Regions from separate parts of the Homo sapiens genome. Here region 2 is linked to region 1. Evidence: read pairs that join two places in POLR2A ChIA-PET (ENCODE). Cell type or tissue: PC-3. All regions are shown on one strand. Links, peaks and the distances in the headings refer to the core of each region. The heading gives the core; the rest is flanking DNA. Region 1 overlaps CFAP53 (cilia and flagella associated protein 53). Region 2 overlaps MYO5B (myosin VB).

Region 1 (16,081 bases), core at 5,489-13,488:
CGCAGTCTTGGCTCACTGCAACCTCCGCCTCCTGGGTTCAAGTGATTCTCCTGCCTCAGCCTCCTGAGTAGCTGGGATTACAGGCATGTACCACCATGCCCAGCTAAATTTTGTATTTTTAGTAGAGACGGAGTTTCTCCATGTTGGTCAGGCTGGTCTCGAACTCCTGACCTCAGGTGATCCACCCAACCTCAGCCTCCCAAGTGCTGGGATTACATGCATGAGCCACCATGCCCATCATAATGTGTTTTTTATTACAATAAAAATTATACTATAAATAAAAAAACTGTCATATATTTAAAATGTGGCTTATTTATGCAAGAAATTATCTAGTTAATACTGAACAGAATGATAAGATAAGGCTAACTTACCCACCCAGTCCCCAGCAGCATGAGATCACTGCAGGCCTCTTGTGCGGGGATGTGGCCCTTTGATCTACAGCAGAGCAGAAAACAGGCGGAGCAGCCTCCGAGATGAAAGGGGAAAAGCTGGCCAGGTGTGGTGGCTCACGCCTGTAATCCCAGCACTTTGGGAGGCTGAGGCGGGCAGATCACTTGAGGTCAGGAGTTTGAGACCAGCCTGGCCAAAATGATGAAACCTCATCTCTACTAAAAATACAAAAATTAGCCAGGTGTGGTGGCGGACGCCTGCAATCCCAGCTGCTTGGGTGGCTGAGGCAGAGAATTGCTTGAACCCAGGAGGCGAAGGTTGCAGTGAGCTGAGATCACGCAACTGCACTCCAGCCTGGGTGACAGAGCGAGACTCCGTCTCAAAAAAAAAAAAAAAAAAAAAAGGAGAAAAGTTGAATTGAGCAGTTTGCTTATCCTCTCCAATTTTACCCATAGAGAAGAGTAAGGGAAGGGATGGAGGCAAACCAAGGACCATTACCACATAGCAGTGAACATTACGAGCAGGGAAGAAGCATTTCCTCTCTAAAATCAATATTTGTCCTAGGATTATATTAATGATTATTATGTAAGAAACCCATTATTGAGTTTTTCATCTATTTCTTCTCCACTCACCCTGATTTTAATGGGAATTTAATTTGACTTTACAAATTATATTTTAATTGTAATGCTCTGAATAAATCTAAATGCTTACTTTTATAATTTTATGCTTTGACATTTCTAATACTTTAGACGCCAACGTTTAGCCCAGGAGTACAGGAAGCAACTTCAGATGCAAATCGCCTACCAGCAGCAGTCCCAAGAAGCAGAGAAGGAAGAGAAACGCCGAGAGTTTGAAGCAGGTGTAGCAGCAAACAAGATGTGTTTGGACAAGGTCCAGGAGGTCCTGTCCACCCATCAAGTGCTGCCTCAAAACATTCATCCCATGCGCAAGGCATGCCCCAGTAAGCTTCCACCGTAGTTCCGTGAGCATCAATATATCTTTTCTTGGTCTTTTAATATTTTTAACTACAGTATGCTTGTATGCTTCTTTTAACTCCTGGATAAACTTTTCTTTTTTCCCTGAGTTTGTGTAATTAATTGAACATAATTTTCTTCCTTTGAATAAACCTGTGCCTATTTTGGAGTTCACAGACTTACAAATCCAAATGATCTACTTAATCTCATGTTATTTTCCTGCCCCCTTTGCCTCCTTTTTTAACTCACTTATGACTAGCTCCATTTGCTGACAACTATCTACCCGTATGCCCGTTTCTTCTTCCTTCCTTTCTCTTCTCTCTCATATACATAATTCAGTGTGAAGAGAGCGCTTTTGTAGGCAGAACTGGAATTAACAGCCACTTTCATTAACCCACCTATTTAGTCATTAAAGAAATGTTTTCAGTGTCTCCCATGGGTCAGGCACTATTCTAGATCCTAAGACTTCAGCAAAAACAAAACATACCCCTTGCTCTTGTTGAGCTTATATACTAGTGGAGGAAACAGGAAATAAGCGTTAAGTGCCATAAACTGGAAATGGCAGGTGTGCTGTTTCATTTTATATGTGATGGTCAGAAAAGGCCTCTCTGAGCAGCTGATACTTGAAGAGAGGTCTGAATGAACTAGCCATGGATTATCTTCAGGGTAATTATCTAAGGCAGAGGAAAAAGCCAGCGCAAGGTCCCTTGGGCAGAAGCCTGCTGAGTGCATTTGAGGCATAATATTTGTGCTGGAGTAGAGTGAGTGAAAAGAGATTAATCAGAAAGGTAGTTGGGGCCAGATGATGTAAGGCCTTGGAACCACGGTAAAGGCTGGCTTTTCCTTCACTAAAGGAAGCTATTACAGGGTTTTCAAGAGAGGAGCAACACAATATGATATAAGAGGGTTGCTGGCTGCTATGTCTAGGATAGACATCAGGGAGACAGAAACAAGCATGTTGAGTGATTACAGCCAGGCATGGTGGCTCACACCTGTAATCCCACCAGTCTGGGAGGCCAAGGCAGGTGGATCACTTGAGGTCAGGAGATCGAGACCAGCCTGGCCAACATGATGAAACCCTGCCTTTACTAAAAATACAAAAATTAGCCAGGCGTGGTGGTGTGCGCCTATAATCCCAGCTACTTGGGAGGCTGAGGCAAGAAAATCGCTTGAGTCCAGGAGACGGAGGTTGCAGTGAGCCGAGATTGTGCCACTGCACTGCAGCATGGGTGACAGAGTGAGACTCTGTCTCAAAAAAGAAAAAAAGAATGTTAAGTGATTGCAATAATCCAGGTAAGAGGTGGTGGTAGTGTGGTAGCCAGCCTCCAAGATGACTCCCCATGATTTTCTTCTGTATTTATGTCCAACCTCCCTGAATCATGGCTGATCTGTGGGACCAACAGAACAGGGTATAACTTCCAAGACTAGGTCATAAAAGACACTGCAGCTCAGTCAGTCACTTATGCTGGTAAGGATAGGATGCTCAAGAAGGCCTTCAAAGAGGCCCATATGGGGAGACATTGAAGCCTCCCACCAAAAGGCAGCACAGCATGCCAGCCATGTGCACGAGCAACCTCGGAAGATACTCCAGCACCAGTTAGGCATTCAGATGACTACAGCCCTGGCTGACAACTTGACTGCAATTTCATTAGAGATTCTGAGCCAGACTGCTCAGCCAAGGTGTTCCTGATTTCCAACCCACAGAAACTGACAACAGACGTTTATTGTGGTTTAAGCAACTAAGTTTTGGGGTATACCATTAGGCAGCAATAGAAAACTAATACAGGGTTGTATCTTGGGCACTGTGAGAGAGGTCAGATTCTATTTTAAAGGTAGAGCCAACTAGATGTGCTGATGGATGTACATGTTGAGTGTAGGGTTTGAAAGAAAGTCATAAAATAGAACTCCAAACTTTTGGTTTGAGCAACAAACCAGTAAACTGCCTCTGTGGTGGGAAACACTTGACATCTCTCTCAAGCTGTGAACCTGGAGATGTTAGCCAAATGAAGTCAAAGAAATTAACAAGTTACTGGGTAATTCTCGTCAGTATTCTATTTGGCATTCTACCTCTGCACTGCACTGTGTTTTTCATATATCAAAATATGTCTTGTGTTATACCACTTTTTGTGAAAAACAAATCAGGAAAGGTCTGAAATTTACATATTTTCCTGGAGTCATTAGACACAATGAAATATTTTAAAACTCTAGGAAACCCTAAAGTAATGAAACCTAGTTACCTTTGTTTATTCCTCTGTTACTCATACTTACTTGATCTTGAAACTCTTTTTTAAAAAATCAAACCTATTAACTCCTTTTGGTAAACGCTCATCTTTCTTCTGCATATTCACATGATTCATTACATCATCTCCATGGGATATTCAGAGAAGCTTTCTGCAGGATATTACTTTCTAAATAAAACAGTGCTTTATTTCTAGTAGCTCGGCCAATGTTTTATGTAAAAATTCTAGAGAAATTTATTCTTTTAGACAGTATTTTAAAAGCTATATTGAGGTATAATTTCCATACCATGAAGTCTGCCCATTGTGAGTGATTTATAAAGTGATTCTTGGTAAATTTAGAGCTTTGCAATCATCAGCACAATCTAGTTTTAGAATGCTTCCATCACCCCGAAAACTTTTCTTGTGCATGTTTGCACAAAACCCGACTTCTTTACCCAGTGCCAAACAAACACTGACCAACTTGTGTCTCCATAGTTGTCTTTTCTTCAAATTTCATATTAACGGAATCATTCAATATGTACTCTTTCATGTTTGCCTTTCACTTAACATGTTTTCGAGGTTCATCATGATACTGGATGCATCTGTAGTTTATTCCTTTTGATTTCTGTAGTATTCTATTGTATGGATATACCACAGTTTACACATCCATTCACTAGTTCAGGGACATTTGCATTATTTCTAAGTTTTGGCTGCTATGAACATTCACATGCAAATCTTTGTGTGAACATACACTTTCATTTCTCTTGGTTAGATACGTAGACATGGAATTGCTAGGTCTTATGGTGTTTTTCACTTAAGTTGCCAGGCTGTTTCAAGTGACTGCATCATATTACATTCCCACTGCAATATATGAAGGTTCCAGTTTCTCCACATCCTTGTCAGCACTTGTAATGGCAATTCTAGTGACTGTGGAAAGTATCTCATTGTGGTTTTAATTTGCATTTTCCTAATGACTAATGATGTTGAGCATTTTTTTCATGAGCTCCTTAGCCCATCATATGTCTTATTTTGTGAAGTATTTATTCAGATCTTTTCCCCTATTTTCTAATTGGGTTGTCTTCTTATTACTGAGTTGGAGGAGTTGTTTATATAGTCTGGAAACAAGTCTCAGCTACTTGGGAGGCTAAGATGGGAGGATCACTTGAGCCCAGGAGGATAAGGCTGTAGTGAGATCTGATGGTGCCATTGCACTCCGGTTTGGGTGACAGAGCAAGACCCTGCCTCTGAAAAAAATTTTTTTTGGTCTTTGTCTTTGACTTTGCAAGAAACAGAAGCCCAAAGAAATCTCCTGTGTCTTGGTCTGGTACTTTTTGTTACGGGAAGTCAGGGACCCCGAACAGAGGTACTGGCTGGAGCAGCAGCAGAGGAACATAAATTGTGAAGATTTCATCTTAATATGGACATTTATCAGTTCTCAAATAATACTTTTATAATTTCTTATGCCTGTCTTTACTTTAATCTTTTAATCCTGTTATCTTCGTAAGCTGAGAATGTACATCACCTCAGGACCACTGTGATAATTGTGTTAACTGTACAAATTGATTGTAAAACGTGTGTTTGAACAATATGAAATCAGTGCACCTTGAAAAAGAACAGAATAATAGTGATTTTTATGGAACAAGGGAAGACAACCATAAGGTCTGACTGCCTGCAGGGTCAGGCAAAAAGAGCTATATTTTTCTTCTTGCAGAGAGCCTATAAAATGGACATGCAAGTAGGAAACATATTGCTAAATTCTTTTCCTAGCAAGGAATATTAATATTAATACTCTGGGAAAAGAATGCATTCCTGGGGGAAGGCCTATAAATGGCCACTCTGGGAATATCTGTCTTGTGCAGTTGTGATAAGGACTGAGATAAGCCCTGGTCTTCTGCAGAACCCTCAGGCTTACTAGGGTTGGGGAAACTCAGCCCTGGTAAATTATTATTCTTATTGGGCTTATGTGCCTTTTCCTCCACTTATTCGACCTCTCACCTAGATGGATGCTCCTGCAGAGATCTATACTAATGATAGTGTGTGGATGCCTGGAGCTACAGATGACCATTGCCCTGCTCAACCAGGAGAAGAAGGCACTGCAATTAATGTTACTATGGGTTATAAATACCTTCTTCTGTGCCTCGGACATGCACCTGGTTGTATCCATCTAGAAACTCAAGTCTGGGCTGCTTACCTTCTGAAGAGATCAGCCACAGGGGAATGGAGACATTTGGTCTCTGGCCTCTCCCTTTCTCCTTTAAGACAAATGAAAGGGGGAGTAATAGGAGATACCCCATACTTTCGATATAAACCTGTGGGAAAACCATGTCCTAAAAATTTTGAGGGCCTTATCTAAAAGTTTAATTTGGGAAGATTGTGTTAACTCACATGCAGTAGGATTAAAAAATGACTCATATGGTTTAATAATAGACTGGGCACCAAAGGACTATTTAAAAAGCAATTGCTCCTCTGGCAGAAGGGAATGCCTGGAGGCTACTTATTTTATTTCTTATTGGGAGGACGAGGATCACCATCCTACTTTGCATAGGAGGTTCAGCTTGTTCTTTCCCTTAAAATGGGAAGAGAAGGGCATTACCCTACCCCTGCCAAGGCCTCGTATGATATTCCCCATTCTGAGCCCAGAACACCCAGAACTTTGGAAATTGGCTATTGCCATGTCTGGACTATGATTATGAGAAGGGGAAACTTTCCTGTCTGTTGTCCCCACTACTGCCCCTCGCATCCGTGATTCTGAACCCCATGATAAATCCCCTTTGAACCCTCTTCCTCTTTTTGATGCCCATCCTCCTTTATGGGACTCCGATTGGCATTATGATAATAATTCTCGACCCAGGTATGCCCCTCTACCTCTTCAGCATCCTGGGCACCTTGGATTGCTTCTTTATGGTGGAGAACATCCAGTGTTGCCACTGCTGCTCGTCTCCCTCTGTATCAACATAGATTCAGACATTCTGCTTTGTTTACCTCCAGCCTGACTATTCCTATACAGAGTTGTGTTAAGCCTCCTTACATGCTGTTAGTGGGAAATATCAAAATTTTGATGAAAAATCAAACTGTCCAATGCATTAATTGTCATTTATACACTTGTGTTAACTCCTATTTTGACTTCAGGAAAAGTGTAATGTTGGTTCGAGCTTGAGAAGGAATCTGGATACTGGTAACTTTACCCAGACCTTGGGAATCTTCCCCCTCAGTACATTTAATTAATGAAGGGTTACAACAAATTCTCAAAAGATCTAAGAGATTTGTTTTCACTTTAATCACTGTGATCATGAGCCTAATTACAGTCACTGCACTGGCCACCACTGCCAGAGTGGCATTACACCAATCTATTCAAATGGCTCATTTTGTTAATGATTGGCAAGCCAGTTCCACCCAAATGTGGAATTCTCACAGGGCATTGATCAAAAATTAGCTAATCAAATTAATGATTTAAGACAGTCTGTTATTTGGCTTGGAGATCGGCTAATGAGTCTCGAACGTCGCATGCAAATGCAGTGTGATTGGAATACTTCTGATTTCTGTATCACACCATATTCCTACAATGAGACTGATCGACTGATCGACTGATCATTCATGGGAAATGGTCAAAGGGCACCTGCTGGGTAGGGAAGATAATTTATCCTTGGACATAACTAAATTAAAGAAACAAATATTTGAAGGCTCTCAAGCTCATTTATCCATTGTGCCTGGAGCTGAGGCGTTAGAGCAGGTGGCACAAAGTCTTTCTGGACTAAACCCCACGACTTGGATTAAGTCTATTGGGGGCCCACTGTAGTAAATTTTGGAATCATGTTTCTCTGTTTAATCGGCTTGTTTTTAGTATTCTGGACCAGTCAAAGAATCTTGTGTCAAAACCGAGAGAACGAACAAGGCTTCATTGCCATGGCACATTTATATAAAAAGAAAGGGAGAGATGTTACGGGAAGCCAGGGACCCCAAACGGAGGGACCGTCTGGAGCTGTGGCAGAGGAACATAAATTGTGAAGATTTCATCTTAATAGGGACATTTATCGGTTCTCAAATAATACTTTCATAATTTCTTATGCCTGTCTTTAATCTCTTAATCCTGTTATCTTCGTAAGCTGAGGATGCACGTCACCTCAGGACCACTGTGATAATTGTGTTAACTGTACAAATTGATTGTAAAACATGCGTGTTTGAACAATATGAAATCAGTGCACCTTGAAAAAGAACAGAATAATAGAGATTTTTATGGAACAAGGGAAGACAACCATAAGGTCTGACTGCCTGCGGGGTCAGGCAAAAAGAGTCATATTTTTCTTCTTGCAGAGAGCCTATAAATGGACATGCAAGTGGGAAACATAGCTAAATTATTTTCCTAGCAAGAATATTAATATTAATACCCTGGGAAAAGAATGCATTCGTGGGGGGAGGTCTATAAATGGCCGCTCTAGGAATGTTTGTCTTATGCAGTTGCGATAAGGACTGAGATAAGCCCTGGTCTTCTGCAGAACCCTCAGGCTTACTAGGGTTGGGAAAACTCAATCCTGGTAAATTTGTGGTCAGACCGGTTCTCTGCTCTCAAACCCTGTTTTCTGTTGTTTAAGATGTTTATCAAGACAATACATGCACCACTGAACATAGACCCTTGTCAGTGGTTCTGCTTTTGCCCTTTGCCTTGTGATCTTTGTCGGACCTTTGTCAGTGGTTCTGCTTTTGCCCTTTGCCCTGTTCCCTCAGAAGCATGTGATCTTTGTTGGACCCTTATCAGTGGTTCTGCTTTTTGCCCTTTGAAGCATGTGATCTTTGTACGTACTCTTTGTTCTTACGCCCCCTCTTTTTTTGAAACCTTTAATAAAAACTTGCTGGTCTGAGACTCAGGCAGGCATCATGGTCCTACTGATATGTGATGCCACCCCTGGCAGCCCAGCTGTAAAATTCCTCTCTTTATATTGTCTCTCTTTATTTCTTAGCTGGCTGATACTTAGGAAAATAGAAAGAACCTACATTGAAATACTGGGGGCGGGTTCCCCCAATAACTTTTTGCATCACATACTATCATGATTTCTTACCAAAATCTAATTTGGTATCAAAGTACTCTTAATCAATCAATATGCCCTTTAAGGCTTGCTGTTTAGCAATGCTCTTGGCATTTTCACTCCCTTGCCATCATTTTGTGGTCTCTGTCCAAACCTTTATGCTTGCTAACATAGCATTTGGTGCAGATCCATCAAATACACCAATGCATGCACATTTCATAAATTACACACAGGGATGAATATTTTTCCTTCTATAAACCATCCTTCTGATATTTTGATTGCCTTACATATATGAGGCAAACAGCCTCTCAGAATATAGATGAGAATTTCATCTAATAAAAAGAATACCTTCCTCTCTAGAAAGGCCCCTGAGATAACTGGAATTTTATCGCAGTTAGCGCAGGGAACAGTAAAAAGATATGATTCCATTTATGCCTCTTGTGAAGCTGTCAGCTGGACAAGGGCTCTGAGAGCCTAAGCTTCCTCCAAATTTCATTTTTTTTTTTGTAAAGTGCTAAGACATGTGTTTTGGGTAGAGGCTGAGGGTTATTAGCTTAGTGCTTCCAAGCACTGCTATGTGAGACTTCTATTTGAAATGACTTTGTAGATATAGTTCTGGGAAAATGGACATAGCGAGACAGTTTCAGGCTAGGTTCTTGCCCTATATGTGTGACTTCAGGTTGGGCTTTCTGGGATTCATTTTTCTTCCCTAAAATCTGAGCTGAAAGGGACCTGAGAGGGTGTCTAGTTCAAATCCTTCCCTTTATAGATGAGAACTCATCTTGGGTTTGGTTCTCCCGAAAGCAGAGCCCGAGATGAGGACTTGGGTGCAGTTAGATTATGTGGTCAGTGATCCAGGAAGCAGAGGTAGGGAGGCTGCAGGGAAGGAACCATGACAAGAATGTGCTACAGAGAGGTTGTCACTGCAGATAACTGGGTCTCATTGCACCTGGGGACCTGCTGAGGAACTGTCTAGAAAGCCTCTCAAGTTTGAAGTGCACAAGTGCACAATGCTGGGGCATTGATCTCCCCACTCTTGCCCGCTTTGGTCAAGGGTTGTCTCTAGGGGCACTGACCCCCCACACCAGGTGGGGAGGCGTACAGAGGCTGTGAGGGACTCCCTCCTAAGCCACCCTGTCCAAAGCTCTATTAAGCACCTGTGTTTGCTGCTGCCACCTTGTGGTCCTATCTTTCTCCTTGATCAGCCTCAAATCCCTCTAAGCCTGGCAGAGAGGCAGAGGGAAACCTACCGTCAAAGGTGTGATCTTTAACTTAATGACCAGAAGACAGGAAGGGGCAAAATGTCTCGCTCTTCAACCCCACATAAGCCCTGGAGGTTTATGGAGATGAGGGGGCCACCATCCAGAAGGGGAGGAGGACAGGCGAGCTCCTGGAGACAGGAGGATGTATCACCAGGCAGCCTAGTGTGGTGTCTTTGGGTTCAGAGATCCCAGGGCCACACTGTTTGGGACCTCACTACTGCCAGGCCTATCTTATCAACAGGGGACAGCTGTGGGATGAAGTTGCACCGGGTATGCAAAGCAGGCAGGCTCTAGATGGCTAAACATTTGCTTGTTTGGGCTATATTTAAAATTGAATATATCAACATTTGCATATGGTGTCAGCGGGCTGATCTAATGAGTCTCAGCCAACAGTAAATAAATAAACAACCTTGGTGCCAATGCACAGAGGCCACTGTTAGCTCACTTTTGTGATAATCTGAGCAACCCATATCCAGCTGTGCTGAACTGACAGTCACTGGTCTCCAAACGGACAGCCCCACCATTTCCCCGCATCTAAGCCTTCACTGAGAGTGCTGTCTCCCTCCTGCAGCCACCCGGTGGATTCTAGCCTTTCCTCTCCTGAGAGCCCAACTCAACACCATCTACTCAGGCTACCCAGACATCCTAAAGGCTGCCTGCCACCCTACTCTCTCCAGCTCTTTCTCTTTTTTATCAGGTCAGCTGGGATCCGACCTACATCCGCTACTAGACCATGAGCTGTCGGAGGGAAAGGGTACTAGGGACTAAGCTGTATCCTCCCAAAATTCATCTGCTGAAGCCCTGCCCTCCATGTGACTATATTTGCAAATGGAGCCTTCAGGGAGGTTATGAAGGTTTAATGGGCTCCAAATGGCTGGTGTCCTTATAAAAGGAGGAGACACCAGAGCTCTCTCTTGCACACACAGTGAGAAGACTGCAGACAGGACTCCCCAGAAACCAGCTCTGCGGGCACCTTGATCTTCCAGCTTCCAGAACTATGAGAAAATAAATGTCTGTTGTTTAAGCCACCTAGACTGTGGAACTTTGTTATGGCAATTCAAGCTGACTAATACAGAGACCTATTTCATTCTCCTTTAAATCTCTTGCAGCATCTAGAACAGCGCCAGGCACACAGAAACCCCTCAACAAATGTTGACTACATTGAATTGTAATCCCCAGGTGAATGAAAGATGTGATGCTGCTGGGGCCCTGGATCTGAAATCTCTGACAAATCCCGAAGCCAATCCTGGTCCATGTACACCGGAGAAGATAGCCAGGGTCTGCCAGCCCTCACTCAAAACTGCAAAACCCAAAACGCTCTGAAACCAGAAGGTGTGATGCCAACCCTCATTTAGCAGCAAAGTTTGACCTGAACAGGAGTAAAGCTACTTAAAATTATCTCACTAGATTTTACTATAGCACTATTAATGATTTTGATTACCGGCCACCACCCCAGCTCTGGCAGGAAGTGTTATAAAATCTATAGTTTAGGCATCATACCACCTTTCTAGAATCAAAAAAATGCAAAATTCCAAAAACCCATCTGGCCCCGAGGGATTTGGATAAAGAACAGTGAACCTGTGCTATAGACAGGGTTAATACTAACCTCACAGCTGTCCACTCAAGGAAGAATATGAAAAACACTAATTACCCAGTGTGTAAATAAATTGCAATTGCAATTTGGACAGAAGGGGAAATAACTTTATTCTAAACTGGGGAGGTGTGTGATTGGAAATGAAACATGTTTTTTAACGTGAATGCTACAGATGCCAGTGGGGTTTTTCTTTCCTTTTTTTCTTTTTATTTTTTTGAGCAGTTTATTTCATCAGCCTACAAAATGTGCTGAGTACAGTTTTTAAACATGTAATGAAAAAGTACAAAACTACCTTGGAAAATAGCATCAGTGCAGTTTAAAGTCCAGTTGGCTTTTTATAAATTGCACTTAACAACTGGAGAAATCAATAACAAATACAATTATAAGGACACTAAAAAGTATTCATTATCATTATCAGCATTGCTACCACAAATAATATGAATAAAATTCATTTGCTGAATGTATATAGTATATTTTTAGCAGAGCATCTCAAAACTTTTTGGTAACTAGTGCAATCTCAGCTGTGTGAACCCTCTGCTAAGCCCTATGGGGCATACAGAGTAAAAACGACATAATTTCTGCCCTGGTGGAATTTGTAGTCTCACTGAAGATCAAAACCTAGGACAAGAAATAATTAAGAATAATGCAAGTCAGTATCTAATGAGTGTGAAATACAGTAAGTGCATGCAACAGACTTACTTGTGCTAAGAAGGCTTCAGAATTTGTATGTAGCCTGCGTTTAAAAGGGCATCTGGCTGGAAGACAGTGTTACGGAATGTTTCTTGAGGCTGCGTTTGAATAGCAGTATGCTGTTTTGTTTAGATTTTGTGTTTATTTTGAGTGGCTTGGAGGAGGAGCTTTTGGTAACTTGACAGAGGGTGGTACTATGCAAGTCACACTTTAGAGTCACGCCACTGCTGCTTGGGTTTTTTTGGAAAAGGGAGAGGTTTATCATGGCTGGGACCATCAGTTCTGGAAGTCTTCCAGGAAAAAGGTGCACTGGAGCTGGACTTACAGGTTGGGTGGACTGTCGATGGCCTAGAGAAGGAAGAAGGCATTTGGAGTTGAGTGTTGGGGCAGGTCACAGTGAGAAATGGACTTGACTCAGTTGGAGAAATCTATCTTGGGGGCAGGAGATCAGAGCATTCATTCTCAGACAGACCAGAAAGACCCATTCACAAATGAGAAAAAGGGAGTCTCCTATATCTCACCAGACTTCAAGAGAAATTAATTGCCTGCAGAATTTCAGTAACTGCAGACCCCACGTTGGGCATGATTCATAACCAACCTATTGCACCTCCTTTCTCACTAAGGGCACGGTCTTGACTGTATTGTTTACACTATTAGAGGTAATCATTTGGACTCGTAGCTTAAGGAAGAGGATGCCACACCATTAGTAACAGGCAGCAGGGTGCCTGCAGAGCCTTAGCAGCGTCGAAGTCCAGTCGAGAGGCCATATTATCCAGAGCAGCAGAGTCAACCCCGCCTTGACTGTTGCAAAATTAAATGAGATGATACAGCAGAGGGCTGGCACTCTACAAATGCTAAGTGCTGCATCTCAACAACTGAAGCATTGCAGCCCATAATACGTATCATATTCTTCCAGTGAAATTGTGTAATTTCCCAGAAGTGCTCAGTTTCTATTCCTAGTTAAGTTCATTCTGGTCTGGAAGAACAATTTTTTTTTCCCTCAAGGATCTAACATCTTTTTGATGCCATCATTATTCCTTAACAATAGCAATGCACATTTGTTTGGTGTTTTGCAAGCCTGTCTAGTTTTACTTGGTCCTCACCATAGCCCATAGGCACTAGACAGGGATGCTTTTCCTTTTTTAAATTGAGGTATAACATGCATGCAGTAAAACGTGTCAAGTGTACAGCTTGGTGAAGTTTTACCTATGTTTGCTCCTGTATAGCCCCACCAGCTGAAGATACAGAGCATTTCCAGCATCTCACAAGGTTCTCTCACGCCCCTTTCCAGTCATTGTACCCTCAGAAATAACCACTCTTCTGACTTCTAACACCATCCATTCATCTTACTGGCTCTTGGACTTCATGTAAACAGAATCATACAGAATGCAGTCCTCTGTGCCTGGTTTCTTTCACTCAACATAATGTCTATGCGATTCATCATGTTGCTGCATATTTTAGCAGCTCATTCTTTGTGAGTACTGGGTAATGTTTCATTGTGTTTCAGTATGCCACAGTGTATCCATTCTTTTGTAGGAAAAGATTATTAAACAAATTTACAAAGGAAGAAACCCAGGACCAGAGTGACTAAGTCCCTGGCTCCAGATGGCACAGGTAGGAAGGTCAAGATTTGAACTCAGCATATTTGGCTCCAAATTCCATGCCCTTTCTAAGGTGCCACGCTGAAGCGGTGCTTCTAGAAACTTTTTTGGGGGCTTGCAGAATTTTGAACTACATGATTTATAGTCTCTTAAATCACTGGCAGGGAATAAGTAGTTCAGTCAATAAGCAAAAGCAAAAACTAAAAATCCCATTTTGGTGGGAATCTTCATGTGAAAATGTGGCCATGTATTTAAAATGAACACCGAGCACATGGTTGGCTTTGAATAAATGCTTAATGGTCCTGAGCCATATGGAAGAAGAGGAGGTGGAGAAGAAAAAGTCTGGGAGTGGTGAATGAATTCAATTCTCAACTCTACATTTACAGCTACAGTGTAAGCAAGACTGGGAGAGAGGTACCATTTTTTTCTCGCAGAGTGGTCAGTCTGCAGTGGACTAGCCTGGGGTGTGTGTGTCTGTGTGTATGTGTGTGAACTTAGCATGCCACTAATCATGCCCTAATATGCATGTGGGCATATGCCTCTCCCTGCATTGGAAACTGAGCTACTTTGCTCTGCCCCTGCAGGACCTGGCTTTCAAGGCCTCTCTCTCAGGAGCCAGCTGTGGCCACCCCAGCTGTTTTCTTAAAGGACCAACTGCAGAGTCAGATGAGAGGTGCTGGAGGCAGCTCAAGAGTGATTTGTGGAAAACCCTGGAGGGAAAAATGGATCCAGGCAAGGATTTAGGGCAATTAAAAAAAATAACAAATCATTTCATGGTAAATGCTACTAGTCAAATTCCAAGTCTGGGGCCAAGAACTAGAGAAATTCACGTGCAGCAAAAATGCAAGGGACGAAATCACTCAGATTGAATGCGCTTTCCCAACAATGTGTGCTAAATACAGACATTTCCAATTGCTTCTTGGCCTTTTGGCCAAAATCAAGGGTAAATACAGGTATCTCCGCTGTCAGGAAGAGGTGGCCTCTTCTATCACTTAGCAGTGAAATTCTCTTTCCTGCAAGAGGAGTCTCCCAGCCACCCAAGTTACAATGGGGAAATAAAAATCAAGTTTTCTCTCTGTCAGTTCCTGTGTCCGCCTTCAGACACCCTCCCCTCTTATGCCATTTGTCTCTCTTCCCAGCCCAGTATGTAAAGCTGCTCCTGGCTGCCCAGTGGGCAGGGTCCCACTCCTGGACGCATGCCTTTCATGCCCTTTTTCTCCCACAGAGACTCTTAGTTACCACCTCCCTCCAACTCCAGCTAGTTCTCCTTTCTTTTCTGTCCTCAAGCTAGCCTGTCTCTGTCCTGTGTGCAAATGCCCTACCCTCACCAGAAATGTTCTGGCAAACTAATCTCTGATGCGGCCATGACCCAGATGTGGGCCAGTACCTCCATAGACAAACCTCCTTAGGTTTTTGTGCCACCAGGGCACTCCTGGAGATGGACATGTGGGTGGTTTCCAGGCTTTTGTTATTTCCAGTTATGTTGCTGGGAATAAATCCACACAGTTGACTCATTTGTGTGTATATCAGGAAAGTGAATACATATACATGAAAGTCCATATATATACATTTATGAGTATATCAGGAAAGTGAATTCCTAAAGTGGAATTTCTGGTCAAGGGAACATGCATTTCAATATCTGATAGTGGTTTCCATGTACCCAGCACTATCCCAGTCCATGCTACTGATTAACTTCAGAGAGAAGGGGCTGATTGATGGCTCCAGGGCTCAGTTACGGGAGGACAAACCTGACCCTGTTATGTTTCTTGAACTCTTTGGTCTAGGTTTCAAGTCACACTTTAATTTAATGTAATTTTTTTGAGACAGGGTCTGACTCTGTCACCCAGGCTGGAGTGCAGTGGCACGATCACAGCTCACTGCAGCCTTGACTTCCTGGGCTCAGTCGATTCTCCTACCTCAGCCTTCTGAGTAGCTGGGACTATAGGTGTGTGCCACCATGCCCAGCTAATTTTTTCATTTTCTATAGATATGGGATCTCACTACATTTGCCCAGTCTGATCTTGAACTCCTAGGCTCAAGTGATCCTCCTGCCTTGACCTCACAAAGTGCCGGGATTACAGGAGTAAACCACCATATCCAGTCTCAAGTCACACTTTAAATATCAGAATATTTGTTGACACATATGCAGGGATTAAAAGGCACAAAACATCGCTAGACAAGTCAGCGGGGATTACAATTCGGCCATTACTATGTGGCCTCACAATGCTTCCAAGTGTCTATAAAAGCATCCAGGCTAGCATGAGGCTCACTTGATCACCAGGATGTGCGTAGAGTGCTTGAGTGCACTGTCCACACTCCCAGCCTGGAAT
Region 2 (16,081 bases), core at 3,967-11,966, 100 kb after region 1:
AAGACTTCTGCTCCAGCTGCTTATATCCAGTCCTTGATTTGAGTCTGGTTTCCATACTGTAGTCTCTTTATTGATCCTTGCAGCCTCTGTCCTCTCCCAGTCTGGGGAAATTAAAGTGGGGCTTCCCAATTCTTATGTTGTTATCTGCAGTTTATTAAGAAAGACTGTACACATTCCTGAAATAAGTTGACGCTTAAAAATAACATATACTTTTCAAAATGATCAAGCGGGGTGGGGCGGGGGGAGAGATGTGTCAATTGCAAGCAGTGATGTGGAGTTACTGATAGGAAGGGCACCAGGGGGGAAAGATTTCACTTTGCTCACAGCAGGTTTATGCATATTCCAGATGAGGGATTTGCACAGGGATTCTATGCAGGCTATACATGTCTTTCCTTCTGGTTCCAAAGCATTTTCTAGTTACAGGGTATTATTCTTCAAAAGTTTTTTGTTGTTGTTGTTTTCTTTTTTTTCTTTTTAACATTCACTTGAAAACAACTTGAAGTAGACAATCACACTTTCCCTAATCCATTTAATAGAAGAGCAGAACGATGACTCCCATAATAGGAATGCCGCTACCCCATGAGTTGAAGGAGAGTGATGGGACCATGTGCATGGGAAAAGGTGTACCAACTCCCCTTTGGGAATGATTGTCTATTCAACCAAATAAGCCACATGTTGAGGAAAATGTTTTGCACTGTGTATTGGAAAACTCTGAAAGAATCTCACAGTTTTATAACGAAGTCTATAAAGCTTCGAGAATAAAATGTTCAGTTACCAGAACCTCTCTGCACTGTCAAGACCCAATTTAAGTGAGGCCATCTTATCGGAGGATGTATCTGGTATTTGCACATAGGTTATAAGGACATTGTGTGTTAATCATAGGGTGCAGTGTGACTTTGTTGAATTTTTAGATGAGAATTTAATCAGATTTACTAAGCGCAAAAGCACAAATAATGTGCCCATGGTGGAAATGGTCTTATTTATAGACACATAATTATGGGCATATCTGCAGTCACTCAAAAGACTCACTGAGCTTTGACTGGGAGAAAAGGATGCCTTCTGTGGACGGCATGTATCTGTGTGTGTATCGTATATATACATAAAGTATTTGATGCTACAAATGATCCACTAGGCTGTAAGATATATGAGGGCAAGTACCAGCATTGTCTGGTGTTTTACGTGTAGCAGGCTTCCAGTAGGTATTTGAGGAATGACTGCAAAAGAGTGACACCTCTATATCTTTCTTTGAAAAGTGGAAAACCTTTTATCATCTTATAGAGCCTTAACTTTTTTTGAGACAGGGTCTTGCCCTGTCACCCAGGCCTGGAGTGCAGTGGTACGATCATGGCTTACTGCAGCCTTGACCTCCCAAGGAGCTGGGACTGTACGGTGCACCACCATGCCTGGCTAGTTTTTTTTATTTTTATTTATATTTTTTGCAGAGATGGGTTTTTGCTATGTTGCCCAGGCTGGTCTCGAATTCCTGATTTCAAGCAATCTTCCCACCTTATCCTCCATCGCTGGGGTTACAGGTGTGAGCCACCTCACCTGGCCAATTTTTAAAAATTGAAGTGAAATTCACATAATATACAATTACCCATTTAAAGTGTACAGTTCAGTAGTATTCAGTTCATCCACAATGTTGTGCAAACACTCCCTCTCTCTAGTTCCAAAATATTTTCATAACCCACAAAGGAGACCTGTACCCATTTCTCCCTCCTGTTGGCCCCTGGTAGCCACTAATCTGCTTTCTGTCTATGGATTTGTGTATTCTGGATATTTCATATTAAATGGAATCATATAATATGTGACTTTTTGTGCCTGACTTCTTTGACTTAGCATATTTTTGAGGTTCACCTGCATAGTAGGCTGTATGAGAACATAGTCCGTTGTAGGGATGTACCGCATTTTCTCCATTGTGCAGCTGATAGACACTTGGGTTGTTTCCACCTTTTACCTGTTGTGAATAATGCTGCCATTCACTTTCATAGAAAAGTATTTCAGTACCTATTTTCAGTTATTTTGGGTATATAGCATGCAGTGGAATTGCTAGATCACATGGTAATTCTGTGTTCAGCTTTCTCAGGTGACATCAAGCTGTTTTCCACAGCAGCTGCAGCATTTTACATTCACATCAGCAGTCGATGTCTGAGGGTTCCAATTTCTCTACATCTTTGTTGACACCTTATTTTCTATTTTATTTTTTATTGAGGCCATCCTAGTGGATGTAAAATGGTGTCTTATTGTGGTTTTGATTTGCATTTCAGGGTCTGTTATTTTTTAATTTTTATTTATTATTTTTGAGATGCAGTCAGTCTCTCTCTCTCTCTCTCTCTCTCTCTCTCTCTCTCTCTCTCTCTCTCTCTCCCCCCCCCTTCCCTCCCTCCCTCTCTTTCTCTCTCTCTCCCCCTCTCTTCCTCTCTCCCTCTCCCCCAGGCTGGAGTGCAGTGGCACAAACTGCTTCCCAGGTTTAAGGGATTCTCCTGCCTCAGTCTCCCAAGTAGCTGGGATCATAGGCACCTGCCACCACACCTGGCTGATTTTTTTTTTTTTTTTTTTTTTAGTTGAGACAGGGTTTCACCATGTTGGCCAGGCTGATCTCAAACTCCTGACCTCAAGTGATCTGCCTGCCTCGGCCTGCGAAAGTGCTGGGATTACAGGCATGAGCCACCACGCCTGGCCAGGGTTCTGTTTTTAAATTAAGCGCCACCAAAGAAGAACCACATTTCTACTTAGGGCAGATATCCTACCACTTAGTGGCTTTTAAAATGAATTTGTGTGATTAGGAGAAGGGTGTTTTGGTGGCGAAAATTGTCATTGAGCAAATGCCTCATCTGTGCCCAGTGTTCTGGTACTTTCTGTACTTTATGTTTAGTTCTCACAGCACCCTGCTTTTTCCACGAGGAAACAGACTGAGACTAAATTATGCACTTGAGGTTGCATGGCTGCAAAGCAGCAGCTTTGGGGGTCGGTTCAGTCCTGCCTATTTGACTGCAAGCCTCATGAACTTTCCATAGCCAGTGTGAATCTTGGAAGTAGGAAAAAGGAAACAAAGGGTGATGTCCACTTCAAATATTTTAGTCAAAAGCAAAGACTTTACAGATTGCAGTGAGAAAGGGCTGTTATTGGTAGTTGCATGGGGTCCTGGCAGTCTTTGGTTGTCTGCTAGTAGATCCATGAGTCAGGACCTACATTGCTGGAGGTATCCCTGGGCTAGAGGCTGTGGCAGCTGCAGTGGTTGGGCATTAGTGAAGACAGTGCCTGTTTGGGTTTGTGGGGCTATAGGGTCTTTTTCTTGTCCCTGTGACCATTTAAGTGGGTGCTTTGTATTTACATTGAATGATGAAGTGAGGAGGCACACAGGGCAGGCCCTGATCATAGTGAGTTCTGAAGAATGCCTTCCATTGGTGATAGTTAATTCTCAGTAAATTGAGAGTTCCTGAAAAAATATCAAACTGAATCCTGTTTTAATGCAGGGGCACTTGATATTTAAAGGAGTCCTCTGGTGAATGCTGCTACACAGAGCCCTTTGATAAATCTTTTAGGTAAATCCAATTTTCACATGCTAAGTTTGTTTAGAAAGACATACACAAGACTTGGAATTTTACTTAAGAAGGTCATTGATACTATAATTGTCTCACTATATAAAGCTACCAGTGTATGTATTCTAGCAATGTTTATTAGACCACTTTGGACACTGGAGTGAAGAAATAAGTGAGGCCTTGAGGTGCTTATAATCTAGAAGGGACAGATAACGCAAGCTTTGGAATGAAGACCACGTGGGCACGCTGGGGGCTGATGGTGCTACTGCAGGAGTTCAGGGAAAGTTTCACAGAGGGAAGGAAAGAGACTTCTCAGGACAGAAAGGATTCACAGAGGAGGAACCCACACTAGGCCTCGAGGACTGAGAAACAGAGGAGAAGGGAAAGCATCTCAGATATGGGAGTGGGGTTTGAAAATGCCCAGAGGAGAGCAGGTGCATCTGCACTGGCCGTAAGTTGCTGGTCTTGCTGACTCCCGGGCTGGAGGGCAGGCTGGAGGTGGATAGAAGAGTCCTTCATTCTCTAGCTGAGGAGTTTGGCCTTAGAAGCTCCTGAAACATTGGAAGCCTTTTAAATGGCGTGCAGGTCAGCTTTCACCATCTACCAGCTGACCAGGAAGTAGCAGTGCTCATCAGCTGCTCTTGTGAAGGTGGGCCAGCCTGGGGGTGTACATTAAGAATGGGGACTCCCCTAAAACCAGAGGTAGCCTTTTACCCTGGCACAAGGTGTTCTCCACCCCTAGACTAAGCAGGGATTATTGTCTCCATATCACATACAAAGAAGCTGAGGCTCAGCTATGACCTGCTTGAGGTCGAGCAGCTTACTCAGAAGGGCCAGGCTGGGACCCTGGATTGCTGGCTGGCTCCTGTCCAGGGCATTCTGCATACCACCCTGGGGGAAGAGGGCTGAGGACGGTAGACAAATGCTCCTAGTGGCTCTGACAGTTCCACTTCGTAGGTGTGCTTCCTTAGGACATGGCCCGTTGAGACCTCACATGGGATTCTCTGGGTCCCAGCAACGCAGACCAACACTGCCCTGAGAATTGAGGGGTCACCCTCCTGCTGCCTGCATCTCCTTCCATGTTTCACCTTTAGTGAGTCAGGCAAGGGGTTCAGAAGACAGATGCTAGAAACCTATGGCTCTGGGAAGCCAATCTCGAGCAGACATTGTCTTCAGACCTCACTTGAGTCTTCCACATTTACACTCGGTGCTTCCTGGAGGAGAAGAACACTGTGAAGGTTGTGAAGCTGACCAATTATACTTCTGGCCCCCAAAAGGCATTAAAATTGAAAGCACTGCTCGATAAGTCTTTGTTCCTTCTGTCTATATCATAAATGCTGAAGTGGATTGCTTAAATACTTAAGTTTTGTAAATGCACACACCACTTTCTGTGGAGAACACAGTGGTGTTTCTGTTTAATGCCTTTTTTAGTGCCGTATGTGCTAGAAGCTAGACCTTTTTTTAAATATGTTCCCAGGGAGCACAATATTCAACTTTGGAGCTATGAGAGGGCTGCCCCTCTCTCTTGGTTCTAGCCCACTGTTGAGGAAGGGTCTAGTTCACCAGTTCATTTAAAATATTTGTGCTTCTCAGAAGGTATCACAGCAAACTAATTTTTTTTCCTTTTTCAGCAAGACCTTCTCTAGCTTATTTTCTTTAAAAATTTTCTTTGAAGCTCTGGGACAAGTACTTGAAAAAGAGCTGGAGTGTAGTTCAGTGATAAGTGGCGCGATGAACAACTCGGGCTGATTTATATTGATGAGGTTTTCCCTTTAATACATCCCTCCCTTAGGAGAAGGAGACATGTGAATAATTGAGCTGGAGATCATGAACTAATTCCTGCCGCTCACTGACCCTGGGACTTCGGGAAAGCTCCGGAATCTCCCTCTTTCTCATCTTCAGGATGAGGAAATTATCCTTTCCAGTTGTCTCTCTCTGACCCTGTCATGCGAACTGGATAGATCATTGAACAGAAAACTTCTACAGCCCACGAGATTACTCTGTTTGCAGTGACAGCAATCTCTGAATCCACAGACAAAAAGTTGAGGGAGATGGAATGCAGCTGTTGGTGTAATGAGTGAGGAGAGAAAACAGAATTTGTTGAGGATTACAAGAATAGGAAGCTGAAGGATGTGAAACCTGTAGGGTAATTGCTACTCAGCTTCATGTTTAAAATCAATATAAATGCTGTTGGAGGAGCCCCTCGTCTGGGATAGAACAGTGCAGCTCCATGTGGGCCCCTCTGCAGCATCACCCGGAGCTGGTTATAATCCAGATTCCTGGGCCCCACCTCAGATCTGCAGAATCAGTAAGTGGGGAGGAATCCAGGAATCTGTTTCCACAGAATCCAGGTATCTCTTTCTGGGTGATTCTTATACATGCTAAAATTAGAGAAACACTATTCTAGAAGTCCAGAATTTGAAGAGCTCTTGATCATTTACATCTTATAGGTAGAGACAAGACCAGAGAGGTTAAATGGCTTCCCAGGAAGGTTGATAGTTGACTCAGGTTTTCTCAGTTGGTTATAGGTGAGCCGTGGTCTAAGCTGGTACTACTCTTAGTGTGGTCTGTGACTAGCAACAAACAGTAGCACCTGGGAGCTTGTTAGAAATGCCAACATGTCCTGGCTAACGCGGCGAAACCCCATCTCTACTAAAAATACAAAAAATTAGCCAGGCATAGTGGCGGGCGCCTGTAGTCCCAGCTACTCAGGAGGCTGAGGCAGGAGAATGGCGTGAACCCTGGAGGCGGAGCTTGCAGTGAGCCGAGATCGCGCCACTGCACTCCAGCCTGGGCGACAAAGCGAGACTCCGTCTCAAAAAAAAAAAAAAAAGAAATGCCAACATGGCACATGTATACATATGTAACAAACCTGCACGTTGTGCACATGTACCCTAAAACTTAAAGTATAATAATAATAAAAAAAGAAATGCAAATTGAGTCCCACACCAGACCTGGGGATCAGCACTCTGTGCTGTAGTTAAGCCCTTCAGGAGACTGTCAAATTTGGGCATGCATATGAACTACTAACCTAGGCTTCTAGCTCTTAATTGAGTGCTCTTCACCAGAAAGACACTGACTTTAAGTTACTAAAGGCTGTGACAACCTCTTTCTGCAACTCTCATTGGGCTTCAGGTTGGACACATGCGGTCCTATCTAAGATTTGTTTTTCTGCAGCGGCAGCCATAGGTCTGCTGGTCCTATGGTGACCAACCATCCTAGTTTGCCAGCCTTTTGTTGCTGAGCCAGGGAAGTTCTGGGCAAACTGAGACAGTCATGCTAGCTGGTCTCAGGGTTTAGTTGGGGGCGGGTGGATGGGCAGTTGTATCCTACTGAGTTGCAATCATTTGGCAAACATTTGCTTGATTGCATTGAGTGAAGGAGGCTGAGTCACTAATAAAAAGGCCATTTTCATCAGGCCGGTGGTAATGTATGGCTGTCATCCACTTGAATTTATTATCCTTTCACTTCCATGTGAAATCTGGCAGTGCAGGAGCACAGTTTCAGGAGGAGATGGGACTGCCCAGCACTGACTTTGCTCCTTTCATACAGTAAGTGCTTACTGTGTAAAGCCAGATCGTGAGCCCCTGGACCCAAGCATGGCGTACTATGTGGTGGTGGTATTATATAAGCCAGAGACCTCTTCTATGGGCTCAGGCCTGAGGGGTCTGAGAGAGGAGGGATGTTTTTAGCAACAAAATCACTCCCATTTGTGAGCCGAAGCTGGGAAGCTGTTTGGGTCTGCCTGTAGCTTTTCTTTCTCTCCTGCTGTGCTGGGAATTGCTGGTACCTATGGATAGAGAATAATGGCCCTGTTTTCTTAATGCACTTTTTTTTTTCTCGGCTTTTAGAGCATTTAAGGAACAAGTAGGTATTCTAATTCTCCCATTTTGTAAGTTACAAGTTTTTCCTCTAGAGAGGAAGAAAGACTCCCAGGGAGAAAGGGGGCGATGATATGGTATATAGAAAGATATAATCTAAACTTTGAAAATTCCATAACTAATGTCTTCTGCTGTGCTTAGAGATCATGGAGGCCTGTCCCTCATCTGTTCATGGGGCTGGAAGTGCTGTTCCAGGCCTTAGACAGGCTTTACAAAGGTGTGGAATGTTGGGTCTTCCTGGAAGAGCCTTGAAGAAATAAACCCATAGAGTTTGGAATTCATGAGCATGCTATTTTTTTTTTTAAATGAGAATTTGAAGTTTCCTCTCTAGACTTATTTGTAGAAATTTTACTGCTGCCCTTTTTTATAGGGGCTTGGTCATATTCATATTCACCTAAGTTGCTTTTTTTAATCACCCCAAATTGGGACCAAAGAACATAATCGTATCTTGACCAAAAAAGGGCATTTTTGAAATGAGCTACCAAATATAGATGAATATTCAGAGATTGCTTATTATCAAAGAAGATAGGGTTAATGTTTATCTCATAACAAAATGTCAATTGCTGCTACGTACTTAATAGTACTTATGTGCTGTGACAGTGTGTCATTGTCAAAAAAGTTGGGTATGTGAGTCTTATGTAGGAAATACCTTCATAGCTAAATGACATCACAGATGCTGATTCTTCATTGTTGATGTTGTGTGTGGTTTTTGTTTTTTGGTTTTTTTTTTTTTTGGTAACTCAGTGGTTCTCAGACTTTAGTGGGTATCAGAATTGCCCAGAAGGTTTGTTAAAGACTCCTGAATACCCTAGACTGCTGATTTAGTGGGTCTGGGTGGGGCCTGAGAATGTACATTTCTGACGAGTTCCCCCGTGAAGCTATGCGGCTGATCCAGGGACCACACTTTGAGAACAGCTGTTCAAACCAGAGCAAGGGTTAAGCCACCTGAGGTTAGGAACGGCCTTATTCACCTTCTGTGTCCCATTGGGTTAATTGAGAACTTGGCACATTGGAGAACTCAAGAGATGCAGCAGGTTTTTTTTTCTTTTTTTGGATTTAAATCTGAAGCTGTCTCTTGCTACAGAGGGGAATGATTCCAGTTTGGGTAGGCAAAGTTAAGCCTATCTTCTTTATTGGCAGAACTGCTTCTCAGCTCATGCCTGAGCTTTCCTCTTTTGGATTTGGGGAACAAGCATCCTGCTTCCCAGGTGTTCATTTAGTAACAGTGAAGTTCTTCTACAGACTGACTGCAGAGTGCCAAGTGATGACTGTTGACTAGTGATCAGGCTGCTCCATCCCTCAAGTACTCCGCCTATACTGCAGAGAGAAGGCTGTTGTGGGCATGGATCGCCACACGTAGGGGGATGATGGTGAAAGATAAGTAGCCATGCCCATGGCCGAAAACTTTGGTCTATTAGGGTCATAGGGATGACATGATTGCTCTTAGGAGTCTGTCTTAGACTTTCAGTTTTTCCTAATTTTGTTTAGTGATCCATTTTAAACCTTCTTTTAGGAAAACCATTTTGGTTAGTGTCTTACACCCTGAAGAGATGGGGGGATGGAAAGGTAACAGGCTAGGGAGTAAAGGTCCCATGGTGTTGCATTGTTAGTTTCTTTCCTCATGCATCTATGATTAGTGATAACTGGAAACATTCAAAACCTGTTCGTTTAAAAGTAGAAGGCAAGCAGCCATTAACAGCTACCTTTTTAAACAATGAAAAAAATCCAGAACTTTACCTACCACTACCCTCCCCCCTCCCACATACCCACAGAATCCTGACCAGAGAAACTGTTCCCCATACACTGTCCTTAAGAATTCCCTAACATATGAGGCCAGATATCCGGTAATGGGGATTTAAATGTTGGAGCTGGTTATTAAGTGGCTCTAGACTATTCTGTAAGATTCTGAAGTCATACTAATCATTAGACTCCCACCATAAGGGGATTTGATCAGCTTTACTAGTAAACTGTCAGCTCTGAGGATAGGGACAGTTTGTGTGTGTGTGTGTGTGTGTGTGTGTGTGTGTGTGTCTCTCTGTGTGTGTGTGTGTGTGTTTTATTTATTTTTGTCTGGCCACCAACTTTCTAGAGCCTAGCACAAGACCTGGCCCTGGTAGGTGCTCCGTACATAATTTGGTAAGTGAGGAATGCAAGTTCTGCAGGAAGGGAGAGGGTTGCATAACTGTTGACTTCTGTTATGTAAGGCTAGTGAAGTCTAGCCGTAAGATTGAATTCCATAGACACTTTCTGAAGATTAGCCAAGGGCTCACTGCTGTCTGAGTATTGTGAAGAGTAGGGGAGAGGACCTTGTGGTGTGTTTGAAGAGCTAAGACATGCTCATGGGATGCTGTTGGAGAGTATCCTAACACAGTGTGCAGGTGGCTGCCCACCTTGGGGATCAGGATCCCTGGGAGAGCTGTTGGCATGACTGGGACAGGTATGATGGAGCAGAGAGGAGGAAGGCACAGTGTGGGGACAGGTGTAAGTGGTGGGCAGATGCAAACTGAGATTCAGCACTGAGTGGACCATCAAATTGTGGAATCAGAAAGGTGCTGTCCTCTGGCTTCGTCTCTGTTCTCTGCTATGTCTGGATTTTCAAAATGTTCTTTGGAGCAACTGGGAGCTTCCTGGGTGTGAAAGCAGGAGGCAAGTTGCCATGTGGCTTCACCCAACTTTGGTCTGGAGGAGGGTTCTACAGATAAACAAGGTCTTGGGCAGCACTGCCTCCTGTCATGGGCTTTATCAAGGGGGCAACCACCACACCTGCTCCACCTGTGGAGGTAACACCAGCATTACTGGTCTTCCCCACACTTCCTGCCCTTCCATTTTTATTGCTGTTCTGCTCCTAGATGCAGCGGTGCTGGCCACTCAAGTAGAAGGATGAACTCTTATTTCTGGTCCTCTAGTTCTTTGCCAAGTTCCGTCTGGAGCAGCGTGTGTCGAGGCTCTGACGGAGTCAGCTGACACTTAACATGCTTGCCCAGCTCAGACAAATGTCTGAATTGGGAACAGTTTATGTAACTTTATTATATAAATGTGATTCTCTCCAAGGCCTAAGTTACCTCTTAATTAGAAGGCAGCTATCCTGGGAAGCCGGGCTGTACCTCTGGGTTCTTTGAGGATTGTGTGGGCACCCTTTCCCAAGAGGAGCCTTGGTTAGCTTGGAGGAGTCAGTGCGGCTTTGAATAGGCTGAGAGTTAGTTTAAGCTGAAGCTCTGGGCCATGGTTGAGACAGGCACATCCTTTGTTTCTTTGCCCAGCCATGACTTGACTTTCTGTGCATTCTCCAAAATTTACATAACATAAACTCAGTATTATAACAGCACGGCAGTTTAAAGAAACAAAGTTCTACCTCTACCACCTTTTTTAATTTTTTTCTTTTCTTTTTAACTTTTGCTGGCTGGCATCTCAGTTTACTCATCAGTAAAATAATACCATCTCCTCATTGCAACTGCTTATTACCTTACAGGGCCGACATTAAGCCAAAGGAAATAATCTAACATGATTTAAAGAGAAGAGGCAAAGAACCACAAAGCCAAGCTCAGGTGGCAGATAGATTTTTAATGCCCTAAATGGGGCTGTGAGATGGAAGTTTAATCTTTTGAAATCTGATCCCATTTGTTCAGTCTAAGAACTTAACTTGGGAAATCGATAAAATGAGTTAATTGTGTGTTCTCTTTTTCAATTGGTGTAGCAGCTCTTTAGGCTTTGGACAAAAGCTAAACTTCCATGTACTTTAAAATAGCATTTGAGATGCCTGGATGATAAGAACAGCAGCCTGAGTCACTCCTGGTGAGCATAACAATCAAAGCCAGAAAGGGGAGTGGGTAAGAGGGGGCTCCTCTAAGCAGCTCTCACTGATGGACTCTGCCATGAGAAAAGACCCTCACACTAACTTCAACCCTTCAGGGCCCCACAGTACCTATCTTTGTGTAGTTGATGCTTTTTGGAGCATTCTTTAATGTACAGAAATAAGTTGCAATTTTGTACGTGCGCCTGATAATTACGAGGCCACACTTGATGTTCAGGCATAAAGAAAAGGAGATAGCAGCTTCCTAACTTTAATAATTAAACCATATCAGAGCAGTGTTCCATGGTCCAGCAATGTGTTTTCTCTAACGTTCAGTTGTCCCCCATCTTAACACAAATGTGAAATGTAGTTATCTGCCTCCAAACCATGGTGAGCCCTACAGTGCAACTGGCAAAAATGATCACGACAGCATCACAGGGAGGCATCAGTGACTCTTGGGAGGGAAGGCAAGGCTTTTGGTTTTATGTCAAAGCACCCCTTGATACTGCTTTAGGATGCGAAGCTTCCTGAGGGCAGGGAAGCCTTTTTGTCTTTTTTGTTCACTGTTTTATGCCCGGTACTTAGAACAATGCTGACTACAGGTACTGAGCAAATATTTTTTGAGAATGGATGGGAAACTACAGAAGATGCCTCCTCACACTCAGCAGTGTAGGTGGTGGGGACGGGCAGGGAATTGAGGCACACTTGAAACAGGTCTCAGGGAAAAACGATTAATTCTTGGAGATGAGAAAGTGTTCTAATTGTGCGTTATTTATAAGCAGGCACTCAACGTCCATGTAACCTTCATTATGTGGAATGATTTTAAAGTTTAATGTGGGTGACAGGATTGTGTGTTTGTGATTTAATGACTGTGTTGTGCTAACAAATGTCTTATTGAAATAAATGACCCAATTTTTTTTAAAATACGTTGCTGTGTTGAAAGTATAATAGAAAGCTGCTATACTGGATGTTACACTGCTGAAAATTGGTTCATTTTCACAAACATTTTGACAATAGGGATGTTACTGTCATTAGTCATTGTTATTTATTATAATTCATCAGTTACTGAGCTGCTACTGTGTACCAGCTTAGAAACCTTCAGTCCAGTAGGGAGTGACTTAATATAGTGGGGGTTTTCTTGTGTATGTACCAGAAGGGCCTGAGTTGCCTTGGAGCAGACAGAAAAAGGTTTTTCGTGGGGCATAACCAGTCTCAAGTGTCATGCACAATGCATGCTCAAAGGCAGATAGGGCTGGTGGTGCTCAGCTGGTTAAGGCGCCATGGGGGTCCCATGCGGCCGTCTTTGGAGCCCCATTTGGGTGTGGGCAGGTGGGTGGGTGGCTCGGCAGGAGCCTTGCCTTTGCCTCTTGATGGGGACGTCTTGGTGTTGATGCTTTGCTGCTCTGATGGGCCAGTATTGTTGGGTACGGAGGATTCCATATTTATCCTTAATAGCAGTGTTTCTCAAAAGGAGCCCCTTGGAGCCGTGATGCAGTTGCTTTGTTGGTTCGCTACAGTTATGGATTCCTAGATGTAGCCCAGATCTCTCAGGAGTGGGGCTTCAATTCTCTTTACTATACTTTTTCCCTACTCAATATTTAGGAGGTTTGCTCTCTCGTTTCTGTCCTGTTGCTTCTCCATTGCCACTTCCTTAGAGAGGCTTTCTTTGACTACTCGATCTAATATAGCTCTCTTCCTTTGCCCACTTGGGTTGTTTCCAAGCCCCTTACCATATTTACTTTTCTTCATAGCAGATGTCTCTGTATCTGGTTTTGCCTGTTTCCCCCACTAGGATGTGACCTCCATTAGTACAGCGATCTTGTCTCTTCCTTCTCTGCTCCAGTGCTCAGAGCTTGCCTGGCACATAGTAGGTACTCAGTAGGTGCAGTGCATTGAAGTCTCCAGGTGACTCATGTGCTCAAGGTGCCTTATAGGAAGAGGGGATGAGTTGATAAGAGGCAGAGTCTTCAGAAGTTCAAAGAAATGAATGAAAGGGCTAAGACTTAGAAATTCCAGTCCCAATGTTCAGTTAGTAAACGTAGTTTTATTTTACCTTAATGAGATCCCTTTATCAGCATAAACTGCAGAGAATTTAAGGACCTTAATAACTACTGGTTATAATTGCAAAAGGTTCTGCAAACATACAGCAATAAAAGCAACAATAACCATTATAGATCTCAGTTCATGACTGACCCCTTAAGGAAGATAGGGTTTTAGCAGGTGCCTGTTTCTTTTGAATTCAGTCTTATCTAAATTTACCCAAGGAACATGTATTTGAATGAGAGATACAATCTGGAGAATTTGCCCCAGAACTTTCAAAGAGAATGAGAACCAGAAGGATCTGTTTTTCTGCCTACTAGTTTAAATTATAATCTTGACATGGGTGTGTATCTTTCAATCTGTGACTGTCTAACAAAATAATTTACTATTCAGTGCCCTTTGCAGAGTAGAGATTTTGTAGTTTTATGAATAGAATTTACTTCTGTGAGATAACTGCAGTTTAACTTTTTGACACTAGCAAAAAATGCTACAGATTATAAATGATGGCAGTGCAACCCTCAGTGCTGGCCTCATTACATACCTCTGAATTACCAAGGCATCAACATTACTGAGTTGACACAGCCTCTGTTCCCACTCTAGTAATCTTTGAGCTAATCTGAGCATTATCCCTTTCTTCTTTTTTTGCCTATTTGCCATTTCCTTAATATAGTCTCCACCAAAGAATGAAAACGTTAACCTTATGAGAGGGGAATTAAGTGACTTTCTGAAGAGAAATCTCAATGGTGTTGAAATCTTATCATTGTGAACATTTTAAAGTAGTTTTATCTGCTGCTCTCTGTTTATGGTACACTATGATTGCAGGATCTTCTTCTGATATGTTTTGTATTCAGTAAGGCATTCTTTGAATCTGTAGGTGTTTGCCTGCTTTCTCCTTTATCTAATTTTTATGCTTCTATTTTTATTTTTCTAACAGACTCATACTCTACCTTGTCTAGATCTTCTAGGTGGTTTATAGCCCTTAAACTCATCATTCTCGCTAATCCATGCTACAGACATATTTGGAAATTGTTTACTAATGAATAAAATTTGGTTCCTTAACTTCCGTCCTCAGTTGGCCCTATACTTCAACATTCTGCATTTATGGAGTGTGATTGGTGAGTTTCAGTGACATGCACTCAGGGATAAAGAAAGCACATTTAAGAGGAGAGGCAGGAGGGATTCAGAACATTGCTTTGGAGCTCTACAGACCTAGGGTCAGATCCTGGCTCTGGTACTTTTCAGTAATGTGTACTGGGCAAGGTGCTTAATCTTGCCAACCAAGTACCCCACTTTCTTCTTGTATAAAATGAGAGAAAGCACTATCTTCCAAATCCTTGAGTGCCTATCAGCTGCTGGGCATACCTGGAGCAAATGAGGGAGGAAGGTGGGAGGGTTTAGGCCACAGAGAGCTTATCTCATGGTGAGGGAGATAAGCAGGATAAAGTATTTAGGGCATAGATGCTGTTGTTGCCAGGAGAAGAAAATAAAGCAGAGAAAGGAGACATGAAATGGGGTGAGGGAGGTGATGGTGAAATTCGAGGCCATGCAGAGAAGTTCACGTTTGGCCAAACACTTGAAGCATTTGAGGGAGGAAGCAGCGTGGATATCTGGGAAAAGAACATTCCAGACAGGGAAAGCAGGTGCCCAGGCCTGAGGCACAGCAGGCCTGGTGATTTTGAGGAACAGCAAGGAAGTCTATGGCTGGAGCTGAGTGAAGGGAGTGGGGAGAGAGGGTAGGATATGAGGTTAGAGAGGTGAGAGAGGCCAGACTGGGTAGGGCCTTTGAGGCTGCTGCAAGGGTTTGACTTTCGCTGGGATGGGGAACCCGTGGAGGATTTTGAACAGGGCAGTGACATGATTTGTTCTTGTTCTCACATGGCTTTAGGCCTGCTTTGGGTGTTTATGTTGTAGTATGGAGGGCGGTGGATACTGAGCATTGTATGTAGCTCACCATGGTGCTGCCGTTGGCCGGATGAGGGTGCCTTTGCCTACCTTGGTTCTGCTGCCTTTGAAAAATCATGACCGCTGGTCGTGGTGGCTCATGCCTGTAATCCCAGCACTTTGGGAGGCTGAGGCAGGTGGATCACAACGTCAGGAGATCGAGACCATCCTGGCTAATGCGGTGAGACCCTGTCTCTACTAAAAATACAAAAAAAATTAGCCAAGCATGGTGGCGGCGCCTGTAGTCCCAGCTACTTGGGAGGCTGAGGCAGGAGAATGGCATGAACCCCGGAAGCGGAGCTTGCAGTGAGCTGAGATCACGCCACTGCACTCCAGCCTGGGCGACAGAGCAAGACTCTTGTCTCAAAAAAAAAAAAAAAAGAAAAATCATGACCAGCGGACCAGTTGTGATAAGATTGACAAGTTGGTGACAGAGCATGTTTTGTGAACCTCTGAACTCTTCTGGGGGCATTTCTCATAATTTATGTCTTCTTGTCTCCCGGCTTGGGTGCCTAGCACTCATGGTTTTTCCTGCTGGTCCCGTAACAAATTCCATTTTCTTGGAAAGGTATGTGGTCTGTCATGTAGCTTCTAGTCTTGGCTGGGATTCAGTTGCCATTTGCCCTCTTAGGGTATTGACACTGGAAACTTTCTTATCGTGGTTCTTCAGTGGAAGTTTGGTGGAAGCTGTGGATAGGGGAAGTGGTGGGACGGGAAGATAGGGTTTCTAGGGCTTTAAAAATCACTCAGTGCCAATTTTCAGTTAGTCCTGGTCCATTTAGCTAGTCTTGGTATCATCACCCCAGTGACTTTATTCTTCTTGGAGCCTGGTTCAGAGAAGACAGTTTTAGCATGTGGGGTCATTCAAAGCCAGGTGAACTGTATTT

What was found. Peaks named below come from ENCODE experiments on the same cell type or tissue, not always from the same donor. Only the 100,000 strongest peaks of a DNase experiment are listed, where the experiment ranks them.
Region 2: POLR2A ChIA-PET joins it to region 1 with 13 read pairs; 2 of 35 experiments call an interaction of 5 or more read pairs at or near these places.

Annotation. Positions count from the first base shown.
Region 1 is chr18:50,212,668-50,228,748 of GRCh38, reverse strand. CFAP53 (cilia and flagella associated protein 53) reads left to right here. Exons shown (of 8, transcript NM_145020.5): 8 at 1,140-1,556. The coding sequence ends at 1,368. Among named protein-coding and RNA genes, the nearest start is that of MYO5B, 26 kb to the right of the region's middle. RefSeq lists an enhancer at 9,661-9,710. In PC-3, for the core only: CTCF peaks have their summits at 9,582 and 9,784 (motif pointing left); no DNase peak of the experiment used is centred there.
Region 2 is chr18:50,108,921-50,125,001 of GRCh38, reverse strand. The region is part of intron 1 of MYO5B (myosin VB); the gene reads left to right. Among named protein-coding and RNA genes, the nearest start is that of MIR4320, 9.6 kb to the left of the region's middle. In PC-3, for the core only: no CTCF peak of the experiment used is centred there; no DNase peak of the experiment used is centred there; H3K27ac peaks cover 454 bases.